2 separate regions of the Homo sapiens genome follow, and region 2 is linked to region 1. A link is a loop called in an ENCODE intact Hi-C map of the cell type or tissue named here. Cell type or tissue: PC-9. All regions are shown on one strand.

The links. Hi-C counts contacts between places; a loop is a spot of excess contacts. Peaks named below come from ENCODE experiments on the same cell type or tissue, not always from the same donor. Only the 100,000 strongest peaks of a DNase experiment are listed, where the experiment ranks them.
Region 2: it touches region 1 in a loop (8-fold over the local background); 1 of 110 quality-filtered maps calls a loop at or near these places.

The regions. Positions count from the first base shown.
Region 1 is chr1:152,906,158-152,911,157 of GRCh38, forward strand. It overlaps IVL (involucrin), which reads left to right and starts at 2,389. Exons shown (of 2, transcript NM_005547.4): 1 at 2,389-2,432; 2 at 3,622-5,000. The coding sequence starts at 3,641. RefSeq lists promoters at 1-3,629, 1,490-2,429, 2,149-2,383, enhancers at 1-1,156, 1-438, 1-300, 249-300, 589-1,071 and 1 more, a cis regulatory region at 1,739-2,235 and silencers at 2,004-2,056, 2,429-3,629. In PC-9, no CTCF peak of the experiment used is centred here; DNase peaks (open chromatin) are centred at 274, 1,744, 2,234 and 3,054; H3K27ac peaks cover 2,894 bases.
Region 2 is chr1:153,120,654-153,125,653 of GRCh38, forward strand. No RefSeq gene overlaps it. Among named protein-coding and RNA genes, the nearest start is that of SPRR2F, 9.6 kb to the left of the region's middle. RefSeq lists an enhancer at 2,132-2,875 and a silencer at 2,331-2,420. In PC-9, no CTCF peak of the experiment used is centred here; a DNase peak (open chromatin) is centred at 2,568; H3K4me3 peaks cover 961 bases; H3K27ac peaks cover 2,537 bases.

The DNA of each region.
Region 1 (5,000 bases):
CTGGAGCTTATGAGGTCATTCACATAGGCAGTGAAAGAACCTCTCCCATATACGTGAATGCCTGTCTCCCAAATGGGGCAACCTGTGGGCAGAATAAGGGACTTCTCAGCCCTAGAATGTTGAGGTTTCCCCAACCCCTCCCTTGCATACACACACACACAAACACTCCCTCAGCTGTATCCACTGCCCTCTTTCCCACACCCTAGCTTTGCCCAGCAGTCAAAGGCTCACACATACCATCTTCTCCTTAAGGCTCTTATTATGCCGTGAGTCAGAGGGCGGGAGGCAGATCTGGCAGATACTGAGCCCCTGCTAACCCATAAGACCGGTGTGACTTCCTTGATCTGAGTCTGCTGCCCCAGACTGACTGTCACGGGCTGGGAAGAGGCAGATTCCCCCCAGATGAAGTCAGCAGCAGAGCACAAGGGCATCAGCGCCAAAGTAAGGATGCTTGATTAGTTCTTCAGGGCAGAGTGGGCTGTGCTTCCTCTGCCCCAGAAAATGGCACAGTCCCTGTTCTATGGGAAAAAGAATGTGAGGTCCCTGGGTGGGCTCAGGGAACAGAGAGGTCATGAGGAGGGGATAGCACTGCAGAAACCAAGGGTGCCTTGTGAGTCCTCCCTCTGTCTTTTTAGGCATGATCCAGGAACATGACAAAATTAGTGCTTTAAATAGATTTACTTGGGGCTAAGAGAAATGTGCCTGTCAGGAAAACTATGGGGAATCAGGACACTTCTCAAAATTAGCCCCACTGAGTATTGTCTTTATAATTCCTTCTTTTTGGATTAGATTGTAAAAAAGAGAGTGTAAATGAATGATGTCCATATAATAAGTTATTAGCCAACCATTAAAAAGAAAGGGAAGAAATAAATCAGTTTGGTTTTTACACACACATACAGACACACACATATAAACATTGATCAACACTGAAATGTTTAATAGTCATTATTTTCGGGTCGTAAAATTCACTGTTCTTCAATGAATACTTGTAGAGCACATATTATATGCAGTAGTTTTGATAGGTTCTAGGGGTATAGTGGAAAACATACCAGGTATACGCTGCTCTTAGCTTATTTTCCAGTGGGAAAGATAGACAATAAGCAAGTGAACAAATGCAAATAAATTACTCTAGATTGTTATAAGTGAAATTAAGTACCAATCCTTTAGATATGGTACACAGAGAAGGATCTCTGACAGACCCCAACATTGACACTGAAGCTGAAAGGCATAAAAGAACCAGAGACCTGGGGAGGGGCCGGTGGGCAGAAGGAGAGCAGGTGCCAAGCCCCCAGGTGGAGAGCTCTGGGCTCATCTCAGGAACCGAAGGCCCTCAGTGAGGTAAGAATATACCTCTCAGGGAGAGATTGACATGAATTGGGGCCCCAGAAGAAGGCAGAAGCCAGGTACCCAGGGTCTTTTAAACCACGGCAGTGAGTTTGAATGTTATTTCAAGTGTGCTGGTGCACTGTTGGCACGGGGGAGAGATGTGCTCAAATCCCCACTCTGAAAGATTTCTTAAGCTATTTCTAGAGTATGATTTACAACAGGAAATGGATGATTTGATTCTGATCTTTATACCTTCATGCATTTAAAAAAGTACTTAAGAAAGTAGTTTGGTTTGTCATTATAAAAAGCAATACTTATTTTTATATTGTGTAGATTCAATCTTGTTTCCTTGCCTAGAGTGGGCCGTGCTTTGGAGTTCTTATGAGCATGGCATTCCTGAGAACTTCTCTAACTGCAGCCTCGGGCATAGAGGCTGGGCAGCAAGTGGCAGCAGCAGAGGACTCCTAGAAGCCTTCTACTTGACTCTACTTGGCCTAAAGTCAAACTCCCTCCACCAAAGACAGAGTTTATTTCCACATAGGATGGAGTTAAAAAATATATTCTGAGAGAGGAAGGGCTTGTGGCCCAAGAGAACACCCCAGAAATACCACCCCTTCATGGGAAGTGACTCTATCTTCAAACATATAACCCAGCCTGGACATCCCCGAAAGACACATAACTTTCCATTTCATGCCCTTGAAAGTGAATCTTTTGGCCTAATAATGAGAACAAACTCATTTTGAAAGTGGAAAAATTGAGATTCAGAGCAGAAGTTTGACTAAGGTCACAAAACAGTAGGATGCCTCACTCAGCTCCCTGTGCCTAGGTCAGAAAAGCATCACAGGAATAGTTGAGCTACCAGAATCCTCTGGCCAGGCAGGAGCTGTGTGTCCCTGGGAAATGGGGCCCTAAAGGGTTTGCTGCTTAAGATGCCTGTGGTGAGTCAGGAAGGGGTTAGAGGAAGTTGACCAACTAGAGTGGTGAAACCTGTCCATCACCTTCAACCTGGAGGGAGGCCAGGCTGCAGAATGATATAAAGAGTGCCCTGACTCCTGCTCAGCTCAGCACTCCACCAAAGCCTCTGCCTCAGCCTTACTGTGAGTCTGGTAAGTGTCGGATGGTAGAACCAGGGTTGGGACTCGGGACCTCCAACAGCATACGATGTGGTGGGGGTGGGCAGCCTGGGTGGGGGTGGGCATTACTCTGGGGCTGGATTCAGCTGGACTTTCATTCTAGGGGGACTCGAGTCAGAGTACTGAGAGAAAAGTGCCTTGGCACAGAAGTGCAGAACAGAGAGTAATCATCCTATGTCCCATCTTTTCTTGTGACCATATTTTTGGATTTGTGTGTGAGAGAGAATTATGGAAGGGAGGAGGGGAATAGCATTCAACTTCTTTCCTAAACCTCTTGGGTTTTGACAGACCATCATTTTGCCTTCTTTATGGAGGGAGAGGTTCAGGGAAGAGCTTCTACCTTTTGGCTATGCTGCACAGAGGGATGGCAGAATGGGGAAACCTTTCTATTTGGAGAAACCTAGGCAGAGCTGGGACAGGAAAACTCAACTTAGAAGTATAAGACTTGGAAGAACAACCTCCAACTCTCAGCAACCTTCCAGCTCCCGCAGCCCCACCCCAGACACAAGGACTGCAGCTAAACCTCAGAAGGTCAGGAGAGAAAGCAGCCCTGGGGTTGAATAGGCCAACCTGCTGGCTTTACAGGGGGGAAAACCAAATCCCAGGAGACTAAGTGACATGCCCAGAAACACACAGCATTCCAATGGGAGATTCAGGCCTAGAGCATGTCCTGTGGCTCCAGTCTGGAGGTCACACCATGACCTCTTAGGTCCTCTCTGGCACGGCCTATTGGTTTTCTAGGACTTGGTGTTCTCCAAGAGACATTTCATTCCCTAAGGCCTTACTCCTCACTGTGACATAATCCCAGAACGCATCTCTGCTCCTTGGTCAGTGAAGCGATGAGGGTGGACACAAGGACTAGACAAGAGCAGACAGTGAGCTGGCACCTGACCCACCCTTGCAGAACAGCCCTGCAGACAGATCTCCTTGTTGGCTCTCACCTGGGAACAAGGAGGCTCCTAGGAGGACCTTTCTCTGCCCCTCCACATTTCCACCCTTCTCTCTCTGCTGCTTTTGGGAAATGATAGTCCAGAGGTGGTAGAACAGTACCCTGCCCAAGGGAAGAGGGGATGCTAAAAAACCAGATACTTCTGCAGATTCCCAAGGTTTCATCTATTTCCTTTGCCTTCAGCCTGTGCATCAGACCTCTTCTGTCTTTCAGGTTGACAGTAGCTTCTAAGATGTCCCAGCAACACACACTGCCAGTGACCCTCTCCCCTGCCCTCAGTCAGGAGCTCCTCAAGACTGTTCCTCCTCCAGTCAATACCCATCAGGAGCAAATGAAACAGCCAACTCCACTGCCTCCCCCATGCCAGAAGGTGCCTGTCGAGCTCCCAGTGGAGGTCCCATCAAAGCAAGAGGAAAAGCACATGACTGCTGTAAAGGGACTGCCTGAGCAAGAATGTGAGCAACAGCAGAAGGAGCCACAGGAGCAGGAGCTGCAGCAACAGCACTGGGAACAGCATGAGGAATATCAGAAAGCAGAAAACCCAGAGCAGCAGCTTAAGCAGGAGAAAACACAAAGGGATCAGCAGCTAAACAAACAGCTGGAAGAAGAGAAGAAGCTCTTAGACCAGCAACTGGATCAAGAGCTAGTCAAGAGAGATGAGCAACTGGGAATGAAGAAAGAGCAACTGTTGGAGCTCCCAGAGCAGCAGGAGGGGCACCTGAAGCACCTAGAGCAGCAGGAGGGACAGCTGAAGCACCCGGAGCAGCAGGAGGGGCAGCTGGAGCTCCCAGAGCAGCAGGAGGGGCAGCTGGAGCTCCCAGAGCAGCAGGAGGGGCAGCTGGAGCTCCCAGAGCAGCAGGAGGGGCAGCTGGAGCTCCCAGAGCAGCAGGAGGGGCAGCTGGAGCTCCCAGAGCAGCAGGAGGGGCAGCTGGAGCTCCCACAGCAGCAGGAGGGGCAGCTGGAGCTCTCTGAGCAGCAGGAGGGGCAGCTGGAGCTCTCTGAGCAGCAGGAGGGACAGCTGAAGCACCTGGAGCACCAGGAGGGGCAGCTGGAGGTCCCAGAGGAGCAGATGGGGCAGCTGAAGTACCTGGAACAGCAGGAGGGGCAGCTGAAGCACCTGGATCAGCAGGAGAAGCAGCCAGAGCTCCCAGAGCAGCAGATGGGGCAGCTGAAGCACCTGGAGCAGCAGGAGGGGCAGCCTAAGCATCTGGAGCAGCAGGAGGGGCAACTGGAGCAGCTGGAGGAGCAGGAGGGGCAGCTGAAGCACCTGGAGCAGCAGGAGGGGCAGCTGGAGCACCTGGAGCACCAGGAAGGGCAGCTGGGGCTCCCAGAGCAGCAGGTGCTGCAGCTGAAGCAGCTAGAGAAGCAGCAGGGGCAGCCAAAGCACCTGGAGGAGGAGGAGGGGCAGCTGAAGCACCTGGTGCAGCAGGAGGGGCAGCTGAAGCATCTGGTGCAGCAGGAGGGGCAGCTGGAGCAGCAGGAGAGGCAGGTGGAGCACCTGGAGCAGCAGGTGGGGCAGCTGAAGCACCTAGAGGAGCAGGAGGGACAACTGAAGCATCTGGAGCAGCAGCAGGGGCAGTTGGAGGTCCCAG
Region 2 (5,000 bases), 210 kb after region 1:
TTTGTAGAAATTAAACAACACACTCTTTAACAATCAATGGGTCAGAGAAGAATTCACAGGGAAAATTAAATACTTTGAGACTACTAAAAACAAAAGCATGTCATACCAAAACTTATGGGTTGCAGCAAAACAGTGCTAACGGAAATTTGTAGCCATAACCACATGCATATTTTAATGAAAACAAACACCTCAAATCATTAACCTCATATTATATCTTAGGAACTTTAAAAAGTAAAGCATAATAAACCCAAAGCAAGTAAATAAGAGGGAAGAGAGTGAAGATACATAAAACAAAGGACAAGCAATCAATAGGGAAAATCAACAAAACTAAATGCTATTTATTTGAAAATGTCAACAAAACTGACAAATCTTTAGGTAAATTAAGAGAAAAACAGATGTAAGACTCAAATAAATAAAAATTTTGCAAGTGTGAAATTTACAACTGATTTTACAGAAATGAAAAGGATTTTAAGAGAAGACTGAAAAATTCTATGTCAGCATATTGGATAACCCAGTTGAAATGAACAAATTCTTAGAAATACACTATTTATCAAACCAAATCATGAAGAAATAGAAAATCTGAATAGACTTATAACATGTAAGAAGATTGAATCTCTAATCAAAAACCTCACAGGAAAAAAGATCTAAAGCAGAAAGATTTACTGGTGAATTATGTATCAATTGTAACTCAAAGCAGGGAATATTTCCTGACTTGTTCTGAGACCAGCCTTCCCTGGATACAAAAAGACACTATAAGAAATGAAAACTACAGATCAATGTTTCTCATAACATTAATGCAAAAAATCCTCAAATAAATTTCATGCACCAAATTTAGCAACATAATTAAAAAGGATTATACAACATGACCAACTGTGATTCACTCCCCAATCCAGGAATTGCTCAGCATAAGAAAATCAATTAAGGTGATATACCAAATTATCAGCAGAAGAAAAAAAAAAGATGATCCTCTCAATCAGTGCAGGAAGAGCATTTCATAAAATTCAACCTTGTTTCATAATTAAAAAAAAAAACTGCCAGGCACAATGGCTCACGTCTTAATCCCAGCCCTTTGGGAGACTGAGGTGGGTGGATTGTTTGAGGCCAGGACTTTGAGACCATCCTGGGCAACATAGTGAAACCTCATCTTTACCAAAAATACAAAAATTAGCCAGGGGGTGGTGGCATACACTTGTAGTCTCTGCTACTCAGGAGGCTGAGGTGGGAGGATTGCTTGAGCCCAGGAGGTCAAGACTTCAGTGAGTTGAGATAGTGCCACTGCACTCCAGCCTGGGCAATAGAACAAGACCCTGTCTTAAAACAAACAAAAAAGGCCGGGCGCGGTGGCTCAAGCCTGTAATCCCAGCACTTTGGGAGGCCGAGGCGGGTGGATCACGAGGTCAGGAGATCAAGACCATCCCGTCTAAAACGGTGAAACCCCGTCTCTACTAAAAATACAAAAAATTAGCCAGGCGTAGTGGCGGGCACCTGTAGTCCCAGCTGCTTGGGAGGCTGAGGCAGGAGAATGGCGTGAACCCGGGAGGCGGAGCTTGCAGTGAGCCGAGATCCCACCACTGCACTCCAGCCTGTGCGACAGAGCGAGACTCCGTCTCAAAAAAAAAAAAAAAAAAAAAAAAATAGTCAATAAACTAGAGATAGAAAGAAACTTCTTCAAACTGATAAAGGCCATATATGAAAAAGCCCTGCTAACATCAAACTTATTGGTGAAAGATCAAAAGCTTTTCCTTTAAGATCAAAAACAAGATGGGGATGCCCACTTTCTCAACTTCTAGTCAACATACTATTGAAAGTTCTAGTCAGTGCAATTAAGTAAGAAAAAATAAAAGGCATCCAAGTTGGAAAAGAAGAAATAAAATATTTCTGTTGACAGATAATATAATCTTGCATGTAAAAAAACTCTAAAATATTATCCCAAAATCCCCATTAGAGCTAATAAACATATTAAGAAAAATGAAGATTTGCTTCAATAAAGTTTTCTTCTATACTACCAACTCCTACACATAAATAAGAAAAAAAATCCTAATAAAAATTATGTAAAAGGCATGGGAAATTTTTTACAAATAAAGAAACAGTCAAGTGAAATACAGGGGAGAGGAAGCAGCAGAAAGAGCCCTGTGGACACTCTCAGTCCCCAAGGAAGACATTTCTGACTTTGTCTCACAGGAGTCCTTGAGGAGGGCTGCCAGTGGAAGTGGGGAAAGACCACAGACAGAAGGAAACTTCCAGCTGAACTTTGTAACAATTTCAACTGAACATGAAGTTTCCTGGACGGAACCCGGGGGAGGGGGTGAATGTGAGCACAGCAGCTGCAGCAGACAGGGAGGTGTGAAACCTGAGAGCCCTGCTTACTTTCTCAGCAGGAAGGCTTGTAGCCAGAGGCAAATTCTCAGCCCTGCTCACCTGCTGCCTGGAAGTAAACCCAGTGCTATTAGGGAGGCACAGTGGGAGTGAGTGAGACCAGTTTTTCAGGCTGCATGGGAGCTGAATGAGGCCTGTAACTGCTGGCTTTCCCCCACTTCCCTGGTGACCTGTACAACACAGCAGAGGCAGCCATAATACCCCTGGGAACATAACTCCATTGGCCTGAGAACCACACCTCATCCCCACACAGCAGCTGCAGCAAGCCTCACCCAAGAAGAGTGTGAGCTAAGACATGACTAATCCTACCCTAACCTGATGGTCTTTCCCTACCCACACTGGTAGCCGAAGACAAAGGACATAATCTCTTGGAAGTTCTCTGGCCCTGCCCACTGCCTGAGAAAACGAAATACTTATCTGGTATCGGGGGAAATTCACCCCAGATATTTCACATAGGTTCTTTTCTATTTTCCCTAAGTGTCAGCTTGTCTGAGAAATAAAGGGACAGAGTACAAAAGAGGGAAATTTTAAAGCTGGGTATCTGGGGGAGACATCACATGTCAGCAGGTTCCGTGATGCCCCCTGAGCTGTAAAACCAGCCAGTTTTTATTAGGGATTTTCAAAAGGGGAGGGAGTATACGAATAGGGTGTGGGTCACAGAGATCACATGCTTCACAAGGTAATAAAATATCACAAGGCAAATGGAGGTAGGGTGAGATCACAGGACCCCCAGGACCAGGGCAAAATTAAAATTGCTAATGAAGTTTTGGGCATGCATTGTCATTGATAACATCTTATCAGGAGACAGGGTTTGAGAGCAGACAACCAGTCTGACCAAAATTTATTAGGCAGGAATTTCCTTGTCCTGATAAGCCTGGGAGCGCTATGGGAGACCGGGGCTTATTTCACCCCTTAACGACAACCATAAAAGACAGCCATCCCAAAGCGTCCATTACAGAGGCCTCCCCTTAGGGACGCATTCTCTTTCTCAGGGATGTTCCTTGCTGAGAAAAAGAATTCAGCGATGTTTCTCCTATTTGCGTTTGAAAGGAGAGAAATATGGCTCTGTTCCGCCTGGCTCACAGGCAGCCAGAGTTTAAGGTTATCTCCCTTGTTCCCTGAACATTGCTGTTATCCTGTTCTTTTTTCAAGGTGCCCAGATTTCATATTGTTCAAACACACATGCTCTACAAAACATTTGTGCAGTTAACGCAATCATCACAGGGTCCTGAGGCAACATACATCCTCCTCAGTTTACAAAGATGACAGGATTAAGAGATTAAACTAAAGACAGGCATAGGAAATCATAAGGGTATTGATTGGGGAAGTGATAAGTGTCCACAAAATCTTCACAATTTATGTTCAGAGATTGCAGTAAAGACAGGTGTAAGAAATTATAAAAGTATTAATTTGGGGAACTAATAAATGTCCATGAAATCTTCACAATTTATGTTATTCTGCCATGGCTTCAGTCGGTCCCTCCATTCGGGGTCCCTGACTTCCTGTAACAATCCAGGCAACCCTGGGGCAAGCTTGTATCTCCCCTATACTACTGCAGCTGATGCTGTCTGGAAAGTGCCACCTCCTGTTTGGAGGCCAACAAAACACAAAACCAGCATGCTAAACAAAACTACAAGTAAGGACCCTCACAGAGTCTACTTCACTCCTCTGCTACCTCCACTAGAGCAAGTGCTGGTATCCATGGCTGAGAGACCTGAAGGTGGATCACATTACGGGACCCTGCAGACACTCCCCAGTACCAGGCTGGAGCCCAGTAGGTCTGCTGGGTGGCTAGATCTAGAAGAGAGATAACAATCACTGCAGTTTGGCTCTCAGGAAGCCACATCTCTAGTGGAAGTAGGAGAGCACCAAATCAAGGCAGCACCCCATGGGACAAAAGAATCTGAACAGCAGCCCTTGAGCTCCAGATCTTCCCTCTGACATGATCTACCCAAGTGAGAAGTAATCAAAACAATTCTGGTAACATATCAAAACAAGGTTCTTTAACACCCCCAAAAGATCACACTAGCTCACCAACAATGGATACAAACCAAGAAAAAAATCTCTGAATTGCCAGAAAAAGAATTCAGAAGCTTGATTATTAAGCTACTCAAGGAGGCACCAGAGACAGGTGAATACCAACTTAAAGAAATTTGTAAAGCGTTACAGGATATGGATTAAAAAATCTCCAGAGAAACATATAGCATAATTAAAAAACAATCACAACTTCTGGAAATGAAGGACACATTAAGAGAAATGTAAAATACAATGGAAATTCCCAGCAATAGAATTGAACAAGTAGAAGCAAGAACTTCAGAGCTCAAAGACAGGGCTTTTGAATTAACCCAATCCAACAAACAGAAAGAAAAAAGAATTTTAAAAAATGAGCACAGCCTTCAAGAAGTTTGGGATTATGTTAAATTACCAAACCTAAGAATAATTTGTGCTCCCAAGGAAAAAGAGGAATCTAAAAATTTGGAAAACATATTTGAGGGAATAATCCAGGAAAACCCCCCTGGCCTTACTAGAGATCTAGACATGCAAATACAAGAAGCTCAAAGAACACCTGAGAAGTTGATTGCCAAAAGATCATCACCTAGACACATAGCCATCAGGTTATCTAA